Linked DNA regions of Homo sapiens: all the other regions are linked to region 2. Evidence: chromatin loops called from intact Hi-C (ENCODE). Cell type or tissue: A673. All regions are shown on one strand. Region 1 has its middle 120 kb from the start of RALGAPA2. Region 2 overlaps LINC01727 (long intergenic non-protein coding RNA 1727). Region 3 holds the start of BETALINC1 (Beta cell long intergenic noncoding RNA 1).

Region 1 (4,000 bases), 780 kb before region 2:
ATGAAGAGAAGGAGGAGACTTCTAAAGGGTGGAGAGGTGGCCGGAGAAGCAAGAGGAAAGCAGGGGCCTTGGCCCTCGGCAGCCGAGGGGAGATACTGCTGGAAAGTCATAATCAAGGCTTGCAAAATGTGCATTGGATTGAGCTGTACCAACATAGGGCGCAGAAGATAGGAGGGCTGCAGTGTGAAGGGAAGGCAAGCAAACCAAGAGCCAGAGGCTGCTCTTTCTGAAAGCCACATGGCGAGGAGGGAAGAGGGATGAGGCTGTCCCTGGAGGAGTCGTCTTATGTCCACTTTTTTTTTTTCCTGCTTCTTTTCCTTTTCTCTTTGCTTGTTTATTTTTCGACGGCCACGCATTTCTTGTATTTTCAGGGGAAGAAAAAGTGTTAAAAATGACTCTCTTGATAAGCTCCAAACATTTAAAAGTTGGTGAATCTACCAAGGCAACTTCATTATTTCTGTTGAAGAGCAGAGAGCAGAGGAATAATTCCAACTGATTGGCACACACGACTGGTCGTAAGTCACATGTTACTCAGAGCCAGAGCCAGGAGTGAAATCTAGCATCCTGGAGCCACACGGCTCTCCTGCACGCCTCGCCTCCTCCCCAAAGGAGCTCTGAGGTTTGGACTGCAGGAGGTGGCCACTGCTGATGTCATGCTTATTTCGGAAACCAACGGTGGCCTATCTTAGTGCCAGAGGGGAAGGCTCTGGGTTCATTTGGCTGGGTTGCATAGGCATTATTCCATTAGCAATCACATCACTGGGGCCCAGAGAGTTAGGTGCAGCTGATGAAGAATGAGTTGTCCTTAAGATCTGATTGCTGATCATTTGACAGTGTGCCGTGCTTACTCCATTAAACCTCTTTTTATCCCCCACATGTTCTTTGTTTGCTAGAGAATATGGGAAGCTATGAGTTCACTGATAATTTCTTTTCTTTTCTCTTCTTTTCTTTTCTTTTTCTTTGAGACGGAGTCTTGCTCTGTCGCCAAGCTGGAGTGCAGTGGTGTGATCTTGGCTCACTGCAACCTCTGCCTCCTGGGTTCAAGTGATTCTCCCGCCTCAGCCTCCTGAGTAGCTGGGACTACAGGTGTGCACCACCATGCCCAGCTAATTTTTGTATTTTTAGTAGAGACAGGGTTTCACCATGTTTGCCAGGATGGTCTTGATCTCTTGACCTCGTGATCCGACCACCTCGGCCTCCCAAAGTGCTGGGATTACAGGCGTGAGCCACCGCGCCCGGCCTCTTTTTCTTAGAAGAGCAAATGCAGGGTTCTCCAAGCTGCCCTGTTTGTCTCAGAATAGATTATTAAGCTGGTTAGGGGTTTTACCTAAATGCATGCAACTGTACAACAGTTACCCACAGGGACTTTAAGTGTGGTTTTCTCGTTTTCCTTTTCTCTCCTCTTCTGTCTCCCCATCTTTCCTTATTTTCCTTTCCTTTATTTATAAAGAGGTCATGACAAAAGAGGACAATTGAGGCTAAAAGGGGAGGATAAGAATGATTAACCTTTGAAGGGCTTTGCAAGCTATGTATATAGCAGCTAAGTGAGCCACCCGGTTCTGCAACCCTCTGGAATGGCTTTTCAAACACACGTTGATAGTTCCCTGACTACCTGTATTCACCAATGTCCCTGAAGCAGTCCATGCTAATGATAAATCGCTGTTTCTCATGAACCTGTTGTCTGTCATCTAGGGACATTTTCGTGTTAAATATTTATTTGCATATTTAAAAAACCGCATAAGAGCCCATTAATTACCATGGCGCTCCTGAAGGATGATGCAGGGATGCTTCATCAACGGGGCTGTTAACCCTGTCCACAAACAAATACGTACCCATCAGATTTACCTGTTTAACTTAAACTATAATTACTGGGCAATCAGACGGCTGACAAGTGTAGGTACTAATTATCCAAATGAGACTCCGGCTGCCCAGAGGTACCTAGTTATGTTTAGCTCCTTAACTGTTACTTCGTTTCATATTCACAATCAACGCAAGTAACTTGTGTCCAATGAACTGGTTTATCAAGTGCTTTTCTTACTCTTATTGTAAATATTGAGAAGTGCTACTTTCACACGTGAAGCAACACTTCAATATACATGGATTTTAGAATGAAGTCTAAACGATCTACTGGATTTCCTGGAAGAAAATACAGCGAGTGCTTCACTTAGAGATGGCGAGGCCAGCAGATGGCGGTGTGGACCAGAAAATAAAAATCTCCCCTTCGCAGCGATCGGGCTTTTGGGGTAAGACAGGCCAGGTTTACTTACTAACCTTGAAGAGCTTTTGAATTTAAAGGCCTTTCAGTTGTCCATGCAGAAGGACTTCTGATAAGGGAATCAAGAGAGCCACGTCGTATGCTGGGTTCTTAGGTTTAGAAAGAGCCGCCCAGCGGAGCAGCGTGGTCGTCCTGCATTGCGCACGGGGTGAGAGACTGCAGTCACCCCGATGGCCTCTGAATTCCTAAACTTTGGACTTCGATGGCTCATGAGGACTCAACCAGCTCATTCTAGTTTCTAGTTCTCCCCCTCGCTGACAACCTCGCTGTTTTTTTGCTATACTCCAGAGACTTATGGGAACTTTATTGTAACCCAGTGGGGGGAAAAATCTTCAATTTAAAGGCAGTTTACATTAATTTTTTTATGTTCATCTTGAAATCTTGGTTTCTAGATGGTTTAAATTAAAATGAGGGTCATATGATTTTTAAAAACACATTCATCTTTGACTCCCTGTCCTTGGCAAAATGGCTACTTAGATGTAAGTAAAAGGCCAGGCTTGGTGGCTCATGCCTGTAATCCCAGCACTTTGGGAGGCTGACACGGGCGGATCACCTGAGGTCAGGAGTTAGAGACCAGCCTGGCCAACATCGCGAGACCACATCTCTACAAAAATACAAAAATTAGCTGGGCGTGGTGGCGCATGCCTGTAATCCCGGGTACTCAGGAGGCTGAGGCAGGAGAATCACTTGAACCCAGGAGGCAGAGGTTGCAGTGAGCTAAGATGGTGCCACTGCACTCCAGACTGCGCGACAGAGCAAGACTCCATCTTAAAAAAAAAAAAAAAAAAAAAAAAGAGAGAGATGTAAGTAAAAGACTATTGAGTCCTTTCAGGAAATGTCATAAGAATCCCATTTTAACAGCCATTCTGGTAGAAAGGCATAAACATATAATGGAAATAAAAGTGAAATGATAAGTTGGACATATCATATCATCCAGACTATCAATGTTAATTATTGTCCCTTAGCTTCAATTCACTTTAACTGGGAATAATATATATGAAAATACAAAGTACAAATTGTCTCCTCTCTTCTTCCTCTCTTAGGTCCATTTTCTGTTTCTTTCTCCCATTAACCCACTGAAAACAAGTAGTATTTAACCCAGGGTACTATAAATGTTACAGTTTTCAGATACTGTTGTTAAACTTGTTTAGCTCATAATCTTGAGTAAATGATAGAGCTTGCTTTTCTACAGACTGTCTCCGCCCCTGGATTAGTCAGATTCTCCAGATTGAAAAAAAAAAAAAAACAAACAGAATAGGATGCATGTATACAGAGAGATTTATTTTAAGGAATTGGCTTAACATCTTCAGGGTAGGTCACCAAGCTGGAGACCCAGGGAAGAGTCAAAGACTGTCTGCTGGCTGAATCCTTCCTGGTTGGAGAACCAGTCTTTTTTTCTTAAGTCCTTTAACTGATTGGATAAAGCCCACCCACATTTTGGAGGGTAATCTTTGTTACTCAAAGGCCACTGATCTAAATGTTAATTGAGTTTAAAAACACTTTCACAGAAATGTCTAGAATAGTGTTTAACCAAATACCTAGGTACCACGGCCCAGCCAAATTGACACATAAAATCAACCATCACAACTCCTAACTTTTCTCTTGAAAACATTTCCTGGATGCACAGATAGAGCTTGGGATGGGCAGACCCTTTCCATATTCTCTCACTTGCAGGCAAGAAATGTTAACAGCACAGGACACTGGGCTGGGAGGTGGGGACCCGAG
Region 2 (4,000 bases):
CAAGAGCACTCACAGAGCAGTGCTCAAGGCCAGGGCCCATGACTCCAACTGCCAGAGCCTCTAGCTCCAGCTCCACCCCACAACCCACCCTGGCTGCGGCAGCCCTCAGAGGTTTCCTGGGCTTGCTGCCAGCTGTGGGGTTAGGAAGTTAAGAGAATGAACCCTGGAGCCAAGCCACCTGGCTTCCCATTTTTCCAATCTTTCCAAGCGATGCGATCCCTGGGGAAGTCAGGCACCCCTCAGTGCTTCAGCTCCCTTGAGTGTCAAGTGGGTACAAAAATATGGGGGTGTTATGGGAGTTAAATTAAATCATATGACCAAAATTTAGAATGGTACCTAGGACAGAGACATCTCCAAGTAAATATTATCTGCTACTATTAATCTTCAAAAGCTTTTTTTTCTTCCCTAGAAGTTTCTTTAGGGACTCAGATGTTTAATTTCCACTAAGACCAAGCCAGCTCCAAAGCCTCCTCCTTTATTTCAGATCCTTGATAAGTAGCAACATGGGAAGGTTTAAAAGAAAGTCAGGTCCAACATTTCCTTGTATGAATGGAGAAACTGAGGCCCAGAGACGCAAGTCTCATTGCTGATCCTCCCAGGAAGTTAGCAGAAGAGCTAGCCCAGACGTCCTCCCTCCTGACCCCTCTGGCCAGCTCTGTGACCATTGGCACTACACACTCCTCTGACAGAGGAAAGAGCGGGAGCTGAGCTGGGCGCCCTGGCTTATGCTTGGAATCCCAGCACTTCGAGAGGTTGAGGCAGGAGGATTGCTTGAGCCCGGGAGTTCAAGACCAGCCTGGGCAACATGGTGAAACTCCATCTCTACCAAAAATATAAAAAATTAGCTGGGTGTGGAGGTGTGCACCTGTAATCCCAAGCTACCTGAGAGGCTGAGGTGGGAAGATCACGTGGGACTATAGTGAGACATGACCACGCAACTGCACTCCAGTCTGGGCGATGGAGTGAGACCTTGTCTAAAAAAAAAAGGAAGCTGGAATTGGCTTGTGGAACAACAGAATTGTAATTTTTCTCAAAAGACTGACTTATTCCACTTTGGAAAATGGGCAAAATACTCCTGCAGCTCCGGCAACATTCTATGGGGTCCTCAGTTATGACCGTGACAATGGTACAGACAGGCTCGACCCTGCTGGTGCCACAGAGCAGGGACTGTGGGAGCCTGAAGATGAGCTTTCATGGCTCCAGGACAGGACAGAGAGGAGGCACCTCTGCAGGAGGCTCGGAGATTGAGATGTGCTCATTGCAGGCAGGCAGCTGTCCTTCCCATGGATGAGAGCAGCCCCTCTCTTCTGCAATATTGACCAGCAAAGAAAACAAAAACCATCTTCATACTTTTTCAGTAGAAAATGAAGCAGTTTATTTAATATTATTTGGATAACAAGCCTCCACATGAACAGGATTCGAATGTCAGTTGTCTTAGGGGAAAAAAGATTTATTGGTTGGTAAATATTGAGAAAGAAAAGCTGATAAAGAACAGTTTCAGCTGCGGCTTCTGCCCGGAGCAGGAGAACAGGCCTGTGTTGTATTTTGGGGCCCTGGGAAGGCAAAAAATTGTGAATGTCTTTCTTTGTTGGTGGGTGTAAAAGTGGAGCCCGCTACAAATAATTTCTTATTTCTTGTCGCATAGATTTTAAATTATGTAGCTTCCCTACCTTGTTAAGTATTAAAGCGGTCTTGTTTAAGGAAGAGACACTTAAATAATGAAGCTTATGTATCTTGTTTTCAGACATCAATATCTGGCTTTGAGTGGCACAAAGAAATAAAGGAATGTGGATTCAGACCTCACTGGGATGCTTGGCAATTCTAATTCTACCCCAGACTGCAAATGGACACACAACTGTTGTGACTTTTGTTGAAGAGGAGAAGGATGGGTGAGCATGTGACGTTGGGAAATTGTATTTTCTTCTTCGAGTTCTTCTGTTTCCGAATATTTAATCCTACTGTTTTCTTCTTTAGTGAAGGTCTCTTTAGTCAATAATCTCTTTGCTGAAATTGCTTCGGGCAGCACAGAAGCTGGATTCAGAAGCACACAGGTCTGGGGATGCAGGCTTCGGCCAGCCTGATGCAAGGAAAGACTGCCATCTCGTGGTCAGCTCAATCCTGGCACCTTGGTGAGGGACCAGGCTGCAGAAAACCAGGCTTGGGGAGGAAACGGTGCTGCAAACTGGATTTCTGCCGGACAGTGTGGATGCCCTTAGAAAACACCCAGAAAAGAGCTGAGTGCCCCCCAAGGTAGGCTTCAGTGAATCCTCTGCAGGTGTGTTGTCATCCCTTGAGCCAAACACATGCTTCACACACACGCTGCAGGCTGCGTGAAAATGAGGTAGAAATGTGGGGAAAACATAATCCCATGGAGAGAACAAAGAGCTGAACACGTAAATGCCTCCGGCGTGCCTGGCAGAGAGAACACTCAGGCTGAGAGAAGGGACAGTGACTTGTACCAAAGGTAGGCAAGTAGCCTCTGGGGTCTCAATCAGCAGGGCATCTGGTCAACCCTTCAGACAAAGTCAGGTCTGAGCAGGCAAGATCCATGGATCTGATTTATTAATATTTTTACAATTAAATAGAATCTGATTGTAAAACTGTTACATGTGTTGTAAGAAAAAAAGAAAAAAAGGAAGGATATAGAAATGTACAAAGAAGGAAATAAAAGACTGGAAGCGTCCTCACCTTAGGGACCCATTATTAACGCTTAGGTGGCCAATCTTCCAGACATCTTGCTACGAATATATTCAAACGGGAATTAAAAATGTACTTTTACACAAGTGCAATCAGACCTTGTACTCCTCTATCCCATAACCTACTTTTTCATTCAACACTATGACAGAAGCGTCTTTCCAGGTCCATAAATAAAGGTAGGCCTCATCGTTTTTTATCAATTACATAAAGCTAATGGTATATAATACTGATTTCATACCTGCTATATGCCAGGCACATACATGGTCTTGCATAATCTCATAATGACTCTACAGAACGGGAGTTTGTATTATGCCCATTAAGCAGATGAACAGGCTGTGGCACAAGAAAATTGATCAGCACTGCCAGGGTATCTGACCTCAGAGCCCAGGATCTTGACTAGTAGGCTAGAAATGAACATAATTTACTTACCAGTTTTCCAGTGATGGACATTAAGCCATTTCCTACTTTTCTGGTATAAAAAATAAGATTGCAGTGAAACTTTAGGGCATATACATCTTTGCACGTTAGTGAGTTCTCTCTAAGTTAACCTGAAAGCGGTGGGCTGTGGAGTTTGTGGGTCAAAGTGTATGCTCGATTTATGCTTTACTATGTGCCCGACTTCCCTCCAGGCAGCATGTGCCAGCTCACACTCCCAACAGCTGCGCAGGAGAATTTCCAGTGCCCCACGACCTTGTCAATACTAGGCTTCCTCATCAGTTTTTTCTCTCCTTTATTTTTCTTTAGGAAAAAAAAAACAGCCTTTGAAAAAAATTGTACGAACAAGTGCAATGTGTGCTTGTAAGTGCTTCACCAAATGTAGATCCACCCGGTGTTAACCTTTTGCCACATCTGCTCTCTATTAGTTTTTATCACACTTTGGAATTATCTATAGACATCATAACACTTGATGCCTAAATGCTTTGGTGTGTGTCTCTTAAGAACAAAGACACACCCTTACCTAAGCATAATATAATTGGTACACTTGGGAATTGCTAAAATACATTGCTAAAATACAGTTTTCTAATACAGAATCTATATCAAGTCATTGAATAAACACACTTCTTGACTTAAAATGAGATTACATCCCATAAACCCATAATAAGTTGAAAAAATGTAAGTAAAAATGCATTTAATACACTAAATCTGCTGAATATTATAACAATTTTGCCTACATTAAATGTGCTCAGAACACTTACATTAGCCTACGGTTGGAAAAAATTATCCAACACAAAGCCTATTTTATAATAAAGTGTTAGATATCACATGTAATGTATGGAATACTGTACTGAAAGTGAAAAACAGA
Region 3 (4,000 bases), 85 kb before region 2:
ATCATGGCTGATATCTCAATAAAGTAAAAGATAAGGCCTGGTCAATTACAGCAGCAGGGGAAGAAAAAATTACATTTAGACCCAATCACAAAATTGTCATCTAGATTATGGTTGTCAAATTTTAACTGGTGTTGATGTTCTGTTGTGGATAGAAACAACTCATCATAAATCTCAGCGATTCTTTGACAGTTTTCAATTTCAATGGGAAGCACCATGGAAGTGAACTTGATAAAGGACTTGGCAATGAGGAAAAGTTTCCTTTTTTTTTCCTCTTGTCAATTTAGAGCTCATCTGAGAATTTAGAAATCTTCTTGGGTTTAACATTTAAAATTGTTTGCAGATCAACTTTTTATATTGTAAGGATTTCACTTCAGAGAAAATGGCATGGCCATTCTGCCTGCCACAGAGGGAATGAAATGACTCTAGACTTGTTCTAAAATGATTGAATTGATACATTAACAAGCGAACTGTTTTTACGTAAACGGTGTGTTTACTGGACGTATTTTTTTGCTGGGGGTGCAGTAACAAGTACCACAAACTGGGTGGCTTAAAAAGCAGAATCTTATAATCTCCCATTTCTGGAGGCCAGAAGTCCAAAGTCAAGGGGTTGGCAGCATGGTTCCCTCTGAGGGTAGTGAAGGAAGGGTCTGTTTGGGTCCTCTCTCCTTGCCTTGTAGATGACCATCTTCTCTCTGTATCTCTACCCATCTGTCCATGCTTCTAAAGTTTCTCTTTTTACAAGGATGCCAGTCATATTGGAATTAGGCACCACCCTAATGACTTAAATTTAACTTGATTATGTTTGTAAAGACCCTATATTCAAATTAAGTCATATTCTGAGGTACTGCAGATTAGGACTCCAACATACCTCTTTCTGGACAGGAGGGGGCACAATTTAACCCATGACACTTTGGATGAGTTTAGGGTGGGGATGATGAAGATCACAGAAGGCCCAAAGGCTCCAAGCCATCGTACCCTCGTGATGCCAAAATTTAGTCCAATTCTAGTGCCTGCCTCTGAGTACAAACGCCTTGGGTTTGGGTGTTCAGTGCGGTGGCGGGCCTCTGGGATTTGATGGTATATGACTTTTAAGCAGATGAAAATAATTTGGGATAGCAATCCCATTAGGAAAGTGGGCATATATGTATTAAATAAAAAAGACAAGAAAGTTTCCTGGATCTGTTTTTCCTGCCAGTGAAACAATGATGAACTTGGCCTATTTGAGCTCTGCCTACTATGGCCCTTTCACATCTTTTTTTTTCACCAAACATACTTCCTTTGGATATTACAATATCCAACTGTACGTCTCTGATAGACATCTAATTCTCGCTGAATTAATGGGAGATTTTAGGCTTAATAATAACTTCCAGTGAATATAAAGATGTAATTATAAGGCCTCTGTCTTTATATGACTCAAGACTTTTAGGAGCTCACAGCATACCAAGCATGGCCTCATTACTGTAATCCTCTTAACATCACTTGGACCCCAGTTACAAGTATCACTACCTCCACCTTAGGGGAGGAAAACCCAAGGAACAGGACAGCAAGGTCTATTGTCTGATGCTTCAAAGACGGACAGACAGGGCCCCACTGTTCCTTTATTATATTCTTTATTCTGGAGAGTTCTCCATTGAGCTAGATTGTCTTCCAAAGCTATCCTTGTTCTCCATTTTAGCTTCCCCAGTTGCTGTTTGCGTATGCTAGCTGGTATCTGGGGCAGGAGCAGTTCTGGATGAATTGAGAAGAAAAACGACAAAACTTCTATTATAACGCACTGTTTATTATTGGATCAATATGATCGATGACCACCTGTCAGATCTGTAACATTATCTGGGAACCAGCAGATGGAGCTGTTACAGATAGCATTCAGAGGTTTGTTTATTCTCCTGAGCACGTGTTTCCATCCTGGGGGAAATACCACTTCATTGTTACAACAGTGGAGTTGTCTGTGGCCAGATGTTGAGCACACCTTTTCTCTTGGTCCACGTCTGCAGAACTGGAAGGTCATTTGTATGCAGGGCCAAGGTTTTTACTTGGAAAAGGTAGGATGACAATCTTCTACCTCTCACAGGCCCTTATGGCAGAAACAGATGATTTCTGTGAACAAGGAGAAAATTAGATGTATTGTTTTTCCAGAAACCGCACACTTCGAATCACAGAAGTGTTTACATAGGGCAGGCTGGAGGGGACGAGAGAGACCTTGGTTGATGGTGACTCAGTTCATAAACACAGCATCAATATTGATAGACTCCAAAAGATGCATATGCAGGACATCTCTCGGGATTTGCAGGGACCGACTGTTCAGGTGAACATCCCGTACTGTTCGTTCGAGCAGGACACGGCAGATGCTTCTTTCTTGTTTTATGGAGGGTGGTGGTGGATTACTCTTCCCATCTTGTGCTTTTGAGGATGCTCCAAAAACTTTAAAAATTTATCCATGTTCCCTTTCACACAGTGGGTGTTTCTTTCCTCAGGCAGAAGGAAAACTTACCAATGGTTTTTGAATATGATAGGAAAGACCACCTGCAGGGAGAGAGTGGGACCCCTGCTCTCTGCCTCTGGTGAGGTCAGAAGGAAAGGAAACGTGGGGGCCATACGGAGGTGGAGGTAACAAACTGTTCCGACAGCCAAGGTTGATAAGTGTTCAAAAGTGTGCCCAAGGCCTTTTCCTCTCCTGTGGTTAATACTGAATTGGAAAATAGTGTCTGAAGAATCTCAGATGATGTAAATGTGGGATGAAGAGGTGGGGTGGGAGACCTTGTGTGATGGTTTCTGAATTATGAGTCTTTAAAACCTACCTGCAGCCAGGCGCGGCGGCTCACACCTGTAATCTCAGCACTTTGGGAGGCCAAGGTGGGTGGATCGCCTGAGGTCAGGAGTTCAAGACCAGGCTGGCCAACATGGTGAAACCCCATCTCTACAAAAATACAAAAATTAGCCGGGCATGATGGTGGGTGCCTGTAATCCCAGCTACTCGGGAGGCTGATGTGGGAGAATCGCTTGAATATGGGAGGCGGTGTTTGCAGTAAGGCGGGATTTCACCCTTGCACTCCAGCGCCTTCCAGTCTGGGTGACTGAGTGAGACTCTGTCTGAAAAACAAACAAACAAACAAACAAACAAACAAACACTTGCTATTTTCCCTGAGGGAAGATGGTATGAAGCTCATTAGTATCAACTACTTCCTAAAATGTTTTGAGGTAAAAAAAAAAAAGTTTTCTTTCTTTAACCAAAACTACAAATCATTAGTGAGATTTTGGGTTAAATGTTTATTTTATTCCCTTCTAGCTGACATCATTTTAAGAGTAAAAATTTAAACTACAATAAGAGCTTGAAGAGTGGGATTTTTATGTGTAAAACACTTAAAATTTAATTTAGAGCTAATATAATTGTTTTGTTTTAATCTGCTGTTGGAAGTATTTCTAGAATGTATCTGTCCACAATTCTTCCAATGTGATTAAAGTATTCTAAAGATAATTGAGCATTTTAAGAGGATCTTGTGATTTCTGGAGTTATTGCACAATTTCTGAAGACAAGAAGAGTGTGGGTGATTAGACTGGGTCCTAATGCTAGAGAATGACCTGGATTTTTCCTTTTGGGGTGGGAGAAGTAGATGCTTTATCCCTGGTATGAGCAAGTTTATTCTAATGAGGGACTTTCACCTTTCTCTAACAGGTAGCATGTCAAAAATTGGTTGGGGTTCTGATTAGTTAATTCCTAGTTAATTAAAGCTCTGGTATTTAGAATATAACTTCCCAGAGGGTCTTAGGAGGAAAGTTCATTTTTTCTGTTTAGGTTTCTAAAGATTTGTTTATTTATTATAACTTTTTTTCACAACAAATAGAAATGAAGTGCTTTGCAGGAGAATTCTAATTTGCATAGAACCTTATGTGGATAGCACTGGGTCTATGTGTACACACATGCAATGTACATATATTCATGTACACACACAAACATATACATATAATATTATCATACAGTATGCATTGCTCTGTCTGCCTT

The links. A loop is a pair of places that touch in the nucleus more often than their neighbours do. Peaks named below come from ENCODE experiments on the same cell type or tissue, not always from the same donor. Only the 100,000 strongest peaks of a DNase experiment are listed, where the experiment ranks them.
Region 1: it touches region 2 in a loop (5-fold over the local background); 17 of 110 quality-filtered maps call a loop at or near these places.
Region 3: a loop joins it to region 2, with 5 times the contacts of the local background. A loop is called at or near these places in 19 of 110 quality-filtered maps.

What each region holds. Positions count from the first base shown.
Region 1 is chr20:20,835,479-20,839,478 of GRCh38, forward strand. No RefSeq gene overlaps it. Among named protein-coding and RNA genes, the nearest start is that of RALGAPA2, 120 kb to the left of the region's middle. In A673, a CTCF peak has its summit at 2,175 (motif pointing right); a DNase peak (open chromatin) is centred at 2,213.
Region 2 is chr20:21,613,639-21,617,638 of GRCh38, forward strand. It overlaps LINC01727 (long intergenic non-protein coding RNA 1727), which reads left to right. Exons shown (of 4, transcript NR_109880.1): 3 at 1,745-1,889; 4 at 2,024-2,084. The region is part of intron 3 of LINC01726 (long intergenic non-protein coding RNA 1726); the gene reads right to left. Among named protein-coding and RNA genes, the nearest start is that of LINC01727, 46 kb to the left of the region's middle. In A673, a CTCF peak has its summit at 2,111 (motif pointing left); DNase peaks (open chromatin) are centred at 83 and 2,073; H3K27ac peaks cover 2,850 bases.
Region 3 is chr20:21,528,184-21,532,183 of GRCh38, forward strand. BETALINC1 (Beta cell long intergenic noncoding RNA 1) reads left to right here and starts at 1,939. Exons shown (of 2, transcript XR_007067726.1): 1 at 1,939-2,042; 2 at 2,137-4,000. In A673, CTCF peaks have their summits at 887 (motif pointing right) and 1,840 (motif pointing right); a DNase peak (open chromatin) is centred at 1,878.